Regions from separate parts of the Homo sapiens genome. Here region 2 is linked to region 1. Evidence: read pairs that join two places in POLR2A ChIA-PET (ENCODE). Cell type or tissue: PC-9. All regions are shown on one strand.

The links. ChIA-PET counts read pairs that join two places held together with the same protein. Peaks named below come from ENCODE experiments on the same cell type or tissue, not always from the same donor. Only the 100,000 strongest peaks of a DNase experiment are listed, where the experiment ranks them.
Region 2: POLR2A ChIA-PET joins it to region 1 with 5 read pairs; 2 of 35 experiments call an interaction of 5 or more read pairs at or near these places.

What each region holds. Positions count from the first base shown.
Region 1 is chr13:110,906,407-110,911,406 of GRCh38, forward strand. It overlaps ANKRD10 (ankyrin repeat domain 10), which reads right to left. Exons shown (of 6, transcript NM_017664.4): 2 at 4,212-4,364. Among named protein-coding and RNA genes, the nearest start is that of ANKRD10, 6.2 kb to the right of the region's middle. RefSeq lists enhancers at 22-523, 1,842-2,459. In PC-9, CTCF peaks have their summits at 2,393 and 2,596; a DNase peak (open chromatin) is centred at 2,355; H3K27ac peaks cover 2,534 bases.
Region 2 is chr13:111,284,787-111,289,786 of GRCh38, forward strand. It overlaps ARHGEF7 (Rho guanine nucleotide exchange factor 7), which reads left to right. Exons shown (of 22, transcript NM_001354046.2): 17 at 1,361-1,454; 18 at 3,568-3,657. Among named protein-coding and RNA genes, the nearest start is that of TEX29, 33 kb to the right of the region's middle. In PC-9, no CTCF peak of the experiment used is centred here; no DNase peak of the experiment used is centred here.

The sequences.
Region 1 (5,000 bases):
GATCTTAGCACGTGTGTTTTATATAAACCCAGAATAAGTAACCAAACAAACAAGCCAACCAACCAACCACACACACACATTAAAACGGTCATCAAGGCCAAGAAATAGCACATAATAGCTGACATATGGTCTCAGCTACCCACTTTCCTCTGTGCCTACCCCAATGCTAACCCGAGTCAACATCATCAATGCCGATCTTGAATCTTCTGCTTTGAACTTGAAGTGGGACCACAACTTAGACAAGATGGCTTGAGGTTCAACAGTTGATCTATTTTTCAGTATTTACTAGAGGGAATATTTACTAAATATTCCCAATCTATTTTCAGTATTTATTAGAGGAAAGGGAGAAGAACACAAAGGTAAAGCAAACCAAGCTTCATAAGAATGAAATTCCTGGTTCAGAAAGTGCAGAGGGGGTGGGGTGGCGGCGGTGGGGAGGTGAAGCACACACAGAGGCAGAGAAAAGTGAGCAGACCCAGGAAAGCCACTGTGAACATCAGCAGTCAACCCAGGTCTACACTGCATGAATGAAACAACCTGAAAGACCATCTTCATAGGCTATCAGCTAAGCAAGAGAGGGGAAAGGCAATCAGACACAGCAATCAAGAGAAGAAAGTGCTTTCCGGTGGAAAATGAAGACTGGGAAATCCTGGGGGCTCCACAGCAACACTTCTTTTTTTTTTTTTTTTTTTTGAGACGGAGTCTCGCTCTGTCGCCCAGGCTGGAGTGCAGTGGCGGGATCTCGGCTCACTGCAAGCTCCGCCTCCCGGGTTCACGCCATTCTCCTGCCTCAGCCTCCCAAGTAGCTGGGACTACAGGCGCCCGCCACTACGCCCGGCTAATTTTTTGTATTTTTAGTAGAGACGGGGTTTCACCGTTTTAGCCAGGATGGTCTCGATCAGCAACACTTCTTGAATACTCACACTGCAACCTCACTGGAAGCTGAACTGCGCAGACTACCACACAATTAAGAGACCAAGATAAAAAGGAGTGCAGCAACTGTGGGTCACTTAGAAAACAGTTCATTCCTAAACTCACTAAATAGCTAAGCTCCTTCACCAACTCATACTCACAGGAATAAACATGAGGTGAGGGCCACCCAAAGTTAAAAAAAACAGTGGTAGATTAATTTACAGAAAAATAAGAGTATGAAAGGCTCGAGTGCTTGGTAGAGGGAAAAGTGTGCACATTTATTTAAACAAAGGTCTAAAGAGACTATAAAGCAATGTAAAGTTCTAAACAGAAAAATCCATTTTTGAAGACAGAAACACAGAAAACCATGCGGCTATAAACTATCCAGTCAACTCGGATTTTTTAAAAAGCGAAAACCTAGCCCTATCCTCCCCAAAAGAGAGGTGAGGAGGGGAGAGAAGTAGTACAAAATAAAGACAAATAAAAATTACATAAAAACATTCCCAGGAAAACTGGAGCTGAGATTTAGATAAAGTTTTGCCAAAAAAGAAAAAGGCTAAAAAGGAAAAAAGGTCTTTAAAGCTATCCTTGGAACAAGACAAAAAAGTAAGGGTCTGTCACGGTGGGATATTAACAGATGACAATGAAAAAGCAAAACTACCAAGCTCTGCAGGGACAATCTTTAGGGGCAGAGCAAACACTAGAGAAAGGCCCGGACATCCTGAGAGAAGGTAGCCAAGAGAAAAGATACGTAAGACTAAAGAGCCAGGTGAAGGTGCCCGGGCCTCCAGCTCAGCCCAGTCACATCGCAGCCACAGCAAATTGAGTGATCTACAGGGAACTGGGAGCAGTGCCAGAATGCTCAAGACAGGCTGGGCACCCTGGGTTTTCATAAAGAAAAATTTCATTTCCAATCTAGATATGAAAAATTAAAGACAACATCAAATGCCAAAATTCTAGAAGAGGCATATGAAAGAGAAGGTTTGCTAATTACGCACCAAGGCTAGTCAATATAGATTCACTAAAAACAAATCACAGGAAAGCTGGCTTCATTTCCTCTTGGGGAAATCGAGAACACAGGCCTCTAGGCAGCATACGAGCTTTGGTAATCTCACCTCAGAGACTGCCAAAAAAGTCTGTGGTATTAACTTTGAGGAAAATGAACTTAGAACTGTTAGTAGCTAACATGCCAAAAGATTAACAGACTAGAAATTGGCTTAAAACACTGCATCAACAGGTTCAAAAAATTAAATGGACACAACAAAGGAGAAAAACCTGGATTGGATTTGGCATCCTGAGTTTATATGAGAAATGAGAGAAACTGTCTACCTGGAGATGAGTCAGCAGGTAGGCGGGGTGGGGAGCTAACAAAAGGGCTATTGTGTCCTCTAGAGTCACTGGGTGCCCATAACAAGAGGTGTTGAAATTCACCCACTACATAATAGAGTGAGATGATGCCTCAGATTCGGATGTAAACTCCACATGCCAGCAGACCACAACTACCTAAGATACACTAAGGAGAAATTCCAGGATGCTTTACAATGCCAAATGATATGCACTAGGCACATGTGAGGACTTGGAAATGTCTACCCGGATACTTCAAATACAGGGAGGGCTGAAAAGAAAAAGATTTTAGGATCCTGCCTGGGAAGAAGCAGAGTGCGGTAGAAGTTTCCAGGAGGTGTTATCTAGAGGCATCTGAGAGGAAGGTGGGAGACCCAGCAGCACACTTTCTGCCTCACTCCCTTTATCTACTGAAAATACTGAACTGCCATAAGACACTTTGAAAAGGGGGCTTCTTGATTTAAAAAGGTCTGGAAAGCAGTGTTAGACAATTTCTCTAGTCCTCTCTAAATAAGATGCTATGTAACAATTTGATGAAAATTAACCTACAAAAATGATATACTTAAATTCCATACTATTAATTACTGCCATTCATGGAATTATTAACTGTATTTTACTGATAAAGAGATTGAGCCACAAAGTTAATGACTTGCCCAAGGAATCAAGCCCACACTGCCCTTTCTACCAGGGGACAGGGGTAGGGAAGAAGGAAAAACACAAGGCGCTGCCCAGCACATAAGGGTATTGAGTAGGTAATTCATAACTCTCGAATTTATGAAGACAAGCAACAGAGCAGCAGAGAAATATACATTATGTAAAGGCACACGTGTGGAGATGGAAGGAGAGAAGTGGCAGCACAACCTTAAAACTTGTCCCATATCCCACATTTCAGTTTAGTAACAAACAGGCCTCAACTCTTGGCCACCTTCCATTTTCTTTTCTACTTCACATCTTTTAAGGGGACAAACTGCCTTATAACTTACCCCACTTTCCCATTGATCCTTGTTTTAAATCATGGCTAAAAACACCTTCTTTCTCAATTACTTACTGCTCAGGTGGGTAGCTGGGTTTTTAGAAGAGGGACTAGCAACAACCTTATGCCTGGTTATCATGAAGGACTGAATCTTGGGAAAGAAAAGTAGAAAGACGACTTTGCATCCAAGACCTTGATGACTATAAAGCATTTAAAGATAGGAGTAAAAAAGGCATAAAAACCAGCTCCCAGAGCCCATGCCCAGGTCTTAAGAGATGAAAATTATCAATTAGTCTAAGGACTAATCCATCTGCAGCAAAGGACGCTGAGTCTAGGGACTGCTCCCAGTCAGACAACCTAATGGTTATTAGATGCTGCTTGTCTCACACAACTAAGTACCTAACAATCTGAATGCGTGTGTGTTTGGTTTAGGTGAAATGATACTGAAAACACACCATGAAGAAAAATCTGGCACGATTATGTTCCTGTCAGTATGTTTAAATACCAAGTCCTCAAGTCACTTACTCTTCCCACTTAGTAAATGATACTTAGCACTTATCTGCATCAAGGCATCAACTTGTATCTGAAGCTCACTTTGGAGCTGACTTAATAGCCATGCTTTTCCCAGGATGAAAATGTTTTCATAATTATCTGTGGAAATGAGGCTAAGGCAGCTATGAGTAGAAAGCCAGGAAACCTGGGCTCAAGGCCAGGCTCCTTTAATTACCAGCTATAACCTTGGGCACATCACCCTGGATCAGTTTATCACACAACAGGTGAAAGCACTCTATGAACAGAAAGCATTCCTATGGAAAGGGCCTACTATCCTCCACAAACAACTGAAGAAACATAAATTCCAGTCTGCCCTCAGGTAAAGATATCAAACTCTAATTAAGGCCTCGATTTAAAGCAATACCGTGTATAATTATAACTGCAAAAAGAAAAAGCAAAAGCAAACCAAGTCCATCACCAGCACTCTTACCGGTTTGTTAATGTTGGCTCCTGCTTGAATCAGCCAGACCAGGCACTGAGGATGTCCCCCAAAGGCTGCAATGTGGGCTGGCGTCTGCGCGTACCGTGTGGTGGAGACGTTGAGTGTGGCTCCCGCTCTCACCAACTGCACTAAGCACTCCAACTTCGAAAACAAGAGGGGTAATGAAAACACGCAGACATGTCAGTACACTATTCAATATTACATGAATAATCGAAATTCTATAATGGTGACAAATGGCATTGTTACCAGTTTTTTAACAGATTAAGTCACTCTTTCCCAATGCCATGCAAATTTTAAAGGACATTTAAGATAACATATTCCCTTGTCCTTATGAAAAAGACGGTAGATAGAAATAGAAAAATGCAAAAAGACGACTAACACTATACAGATTTAAATATTTGTTTCCCTACAATTGAATAAGCCAAAATCAGAAAATATTGGACTGCGCTGTTCCAAGACTTCTATCAAAACTGTTTGTTGCACAGACTATTCTAAACAAAAACGTTAAAGGGATTGGTGGGTTAAAAAACTTTGTGTAGGCCGGGCGCAGTGGCTCATGCCTGTAATCCTAGCACTTTGGGAGGCCAAGGCGGGTGGATCACTTGAGGTCAGGAATTCGAAACCAGCCTGGCCAACATGGTGAAACCCCATCTCTACTAAAAATACAAAAAAATTAGCCGGGCGTGGTGGCGGGCACCTGTAATCCCAGCTACTTGGGAGGCTGAGGCAGGAGAATTGCTTGAACCCAGAAGGCGGAGGTTGCAGAGGGCTGAGATC
Region 2 (5,000 bases), 380 kb after region 1:
GAGGCCGCTCTGCAGCCCGCTCTGCCTGGCTCTGGCTCAGGTGTGCTGTGTGCTCTGTGACCCTCTGCGCCTGCAGGTGCCCTCGGAGCACGTGAGGGGCGGGCGTTGGCTCTTCAAGGCTCTCCATCTCAATTTGCTTCGAATTAGGGAAGCCATGAGCACATGTGTATAAATGTGTCTTCTGGAACAGATTGCTGCTGCATTTCTAAGAGCTTTCCAATTTTTTATAGAAATACTTTTGTTTAACTTTTTGAAGGCTATTTTAGATTCAGAGTTTGTTACGTGGCTGTATTGGGTGATGCTGGGGTTTGGGCTTCTGGGGTACCTATTACCCAAATAGGAAACATTGTACCCAATGGGTAGCTTTTCAAAACTCACCCCCATCACCTTCCGCCTTTTGGAGTCCCCAGGGTCTGTCATTTCCATGGTCATGTCCATGTGTACCCATTGTTTAGCTCCCAAGAAAAGACTTTTAAAGATAATTTTAAAAACCAAGCTTTGTTTCCTCTGTTTCCAGCCTGGTTCATTCCATAGCACATCTCATCTTCTGAGTCTTGGTCTCGCGTTTAGCATTCGTGATGGTTTATGTCGTTGGGGTGATGCAGAAACCAGCCTTTTTTTGATATCGGTATTTAACACGTGCTTGACAGTTGACACCTTACCTGCTCTGTTGGGACTTGCTTTGCTCACTTTGTTTTTTGCCGTCGTCTTCTGTGCTTGTTTGAAAAGCTGTTTGAAGAGGTAAGGGGTGGGCCATTCCGTTGTGAACACTCTGAGCTGGTGTGCATGTGGCCCCTGCACAGCAGCCCTGGCCGAGCTTGGCTGTGCTCCTGGCACTCAGAGTCAGGTAGCTGAGCACTCGCTCCCTTTTCTTCTCCCTGAAACTTCAAATATTTTCTTAAAGCAATTATTTTTTACTTATCTGTCATTTAATGACAACCTTAGTTTCCTCCTCTCTTTCCAGTTAGCTGTGCCAGGGGATAGGTCTGTCCTAGGGAGCAGCTGCCCCCTCCTCTCCTCCTCCCTCAGGAGCGTGCAGGATGTCTGTGCACACCAGCGCCAGCCTGCCTCCTGGTGACACCTCTCATCACAGGACTAACAGGACCCAAATGACACGAGGGGTTTTATTAGAATTAAAAAAAAAAAATTAGCCAATGACTAATACTGAAAATGCCCTATTGATTTTTAAAAATTAACGTTCAGAAGCTGGTAAAGAAAAATCAAAGTAGGAAAAGGCGAGAAGCTCTTATCAGTGGCTATAATAATTTGGGGTTTTATACCTTTACAGCAGCCTTTCTGATATGCCAGTGAAAATGATTGGCTTTAGAGTATGTTAGCATTTTCTTTTGTCTTTCCCTAGGATCTTAGTAAGAGCCCTAAGACCATGAAAAAGCTGCTGCCCAAGCGCAAACCTGAACGGAAGCCTTCAGATGAGGAGTTCGCGTCCCGGAAAAGTGAGTACCTGCGGTCCGTGTGGTGGAGGACGTGGCCTCCTGGTCACGTAGGCCATGGCTTTCCTGGGATAGAGGGAGGCTTGGTGGCTTTCTGAAGACTCCAAACAAAAGTAAGGTCTGCCCCTTGAGGCAGTGATAGGAATAAGCCACGTAACATTTACCCAAGCAAGCAGGAGAAGCGCCTTTGTGTCAGTGGTGAAGCCTCCGTGCCAGTCCCGGCACCACTGCCTTATAGCCCCTTCCTCATCCAGGAGCTGGGGCCGGACCTGGAGGGCTCTCCTGCTCTTCTGGTTCTCCCTCTCGCCTATAAGATATTCCACCCACACTTCCTGAAGTGCCAGCATCTCCCAAAGCACCCTGTGTCTGTTAGAAGCGTGACCTGCTGTGTTCTCCTGTGGGTAGCACCCACCCGTGCTGTTCTCTTGCTGGTCTCTCTGCTGTTGGACCTGTCCTGTCTGCTCCTCAGGCCTAGGGGTCTGACTCAGCTCTGGGTTCCTATGTGGCCTCGCAGCAAGCACCTGGCACCTGTTAGGTGCTCGGTAGATAGCTTTTGAATAAGTGGAGCTCTTTTCAGAAGTAAGTGATTTTCCTGGGGGTGACTGCTGGGAAGGGGTGCACGTGAACAGATTGCTGTGGACTGATGGGTGCAGCCCAGGGAGAGAGAGCCAGCTCTGGGAAAGTTGCAGGATCTGTCCTACAGGGCTCTGCCCTGCCCCGCCCCTGTGTCTGAGCTCAGCCTTTGTTGGTCCTTTGCCTTCACTGCTCACTTCCTCCAGCCTCAGGAGGAGGCCCAGCAGCCGTCCCACACGCTCACTGTGCCATGCCACTGCTGGCCTCCCCTCACCGCCACCTTATCATCAATCAGCCCAGTGAGGTGACCGTGCTGGGGTGTTCATTCTTTTCTTGTCCTTGTCACCTGATGTCCATGGCAGTATAAGTCACCATCCTGACTGTCCTTCTCCTTAGGTAGTCCAGGTCCCTGACCACCAGGGCCCCTGATGAGATGGTGAGGCCCTGGGGTCTAGTGATTGAAGTGGAGCTGGTGCTGGATGCCTGCTCTGTTGCTTACTGGCTGTGCCGGGGCTTCTCTCTGAGAGGGCTGTTCTGTGGGCCACTTCCTTCAGCAGATCCAGGGGCAGCACTGAGCTGGGCCGGGGGCCGGCTGCAGCTGAGACCATCGTTCATGGACGCGTGCTTCATCAGCACCTTCGTGGGCTGGGTGGGAAGGATACAGTGTGGCCGAAAGAGATCCCTGTTCTCATAGAGCCTATGTTTTAGTAGGAGGATACAGACAAGAAACAAAACAAGTGAACAATGTGTGGGCCATGGAGTGCTGCAGAGACCCAGTGGGGAGGACAGGTGGGAGATTCGGTGCCAGGGCGCCATTTGAGCAGCCTCCTGGGGCTGAGGAAGCAGGCCAAGCAGGTGTCTGGGGAGGAGCTCTCCAGGCCTGGTTGCAGAGACCCTGAGCAGGAACCCCAGGCTGTGCCCAAGGGACAGTGCGCTGTGTGGGCCCAAGCTCCCCTGGCAGAGCGGGAGGTAGCACAGCACCCTGAGCAGCAGGCAGCCAGAGTCCGGTTCCATAGACAAGATGATGGGCCCGGGTTTTCACAGGACCACGGGCTGCCGTGTGGGGAACAGACAGGCACGGATGGCCACGTCGACACTGAGAGTTGTCGGCCTTTTGTTTTCATCTGGCTGGCGTGTGGAAACACGAAAATGTTTTAATTTTCATTTCTTGTTTTAGCGAGATTGGACATTTTTTCTTAGAACTCTTCTTGTTTTGTGACTTCCTTATTCCTATCTCCTGCCCTTTTTTCAGTTTGAGAGTGGGGATACTAATTTTCTTACGGGTTGGTAGGATAATCATTATAAAGTTAGGATGTTCGCCGTTTTTCCAAATGTGTTGCAAATATTTTTATTTGCATTTATTTTATTTTATTTTGAATATAACTCATGAATTTTGTAGAAAACAGTTATCTGACAAGAAAATCAAGGGCAGATTATCTTACTTGGTCACTTTGGTCGAGTTGATGTCTGCATTGCATTCGTCTCGCCAGTTGCCCTAGAGGCCTTTCAGTTCGACTGTGAACTGTTGCGCATCTCTTGACAGGCACAGCTGCTTTGGAAGAAGATGCTCAGATTCTGAAAGTCATTGAAGCTTACTGCACCAGCGCCAAAACAAGGCAAACACTCAATTCAAGTAAGTTTAGCAATAAGGCCTGGGAAGTGTGGTGGTTTATTCTGTTTAGTTTCAAATTACAGTCTGAAGGAACCTGTTGTGGTAGGCCCCTTGCACAGCCCATGCGCCTGACCTCCCAGTGAGTGATGTTTCAGTCAGGGGTGGCAGGCAGGACAGCAGCTGAGCTTCAGGTCCCTAAATTCATGCAGCTGCGTCTGAGCTGTGGGCACAATTGCTGTGTGATTTTCTAGATAAAATTATACTAGGAAATATTTAAATAGAAGGTATTGCCAGAATTCATAATGCTTTTGCTAAGAGAAGACGTGTTTAGAAGATAGTGGAAGATTAGTTCAGTTATTTCAGCTATTTAAACTGTTGGTGTAGTACTGGAATTTTTGGTTTTTATTTTGTTATTATTTTTTAGTTTCTTAGAAATATCCAAAATACAAACCTTGAGCAAGGTTTCTTTTAGCCTTTCTAAAAAATAATTGCTTTTAAAAATTTTTTGGAAATTTACAACTAATTTATTCAGCAGATTTCAGAACCACAGGATTTACGTGTGTCTGATGTACAGTGTCTTAAATGAAAAACTTTTTTCTATTAAGGTGGCTTTTTTTTTTCTTTTTGGAGACGGAGTCTCGCTCTGTCACCCAGGCTGGAGTGCAGTAGCGTGATCTTGGCTCACTGCAACCTCTGCCTCCTGGGTTCAAGTGATTCTTCTATCTCAGCCTCCTGAGTTCCTGGGATTACAGGTGCGCACCACCACGCCCGGCTAATTTTTTTGTGTTTTTAGTAAAGATGGGGTTTCACCCTTTGGGCCAGGCTGGTCTTGAACTCCTGACCTCAGGTGATCTGCCCGCCTCAGCCTCCCAGAGTGCTGGGATTACAGGCGTGAGACACAGTGCTCGGCCCTAAGGTGGCTTTTTTTCTTTAAATTTTTCCTCCGGTGTTGCCAGTGAAGCACAGCAGGGTGGCGGCTGATGCAGCGTGCCTGTCATTTACCCTGCTGGCATCTGCGTGCCCACAACAGCTGACATGTGGGCACGTGCTGCTGGGGCCTCGGACACCACAGGTGGTCCTTTTGAGAACTGGATGATTTCTGTATTATCTCAGCATAGAAACTGATGTATCCTCAAATTTAGGACTTGGTGCCCTTTCCAGCTCGACTGTCACTTAATCTCACTTGCTCGTTTTGTTAATCACCTGCAGTGTGGTGGTTCCAATTAGTGTCATGTATTGTTTAATGCTGAGAAAAGGAGAGAGAGGGAAGAGGACTTCTCAACTGCTTTAGCTTTTATCAAAGACGGCTGCAGCTGTGAAGATAGGATGAGCAGGGTAAATCCTTCACGGAATCTCGATTATCC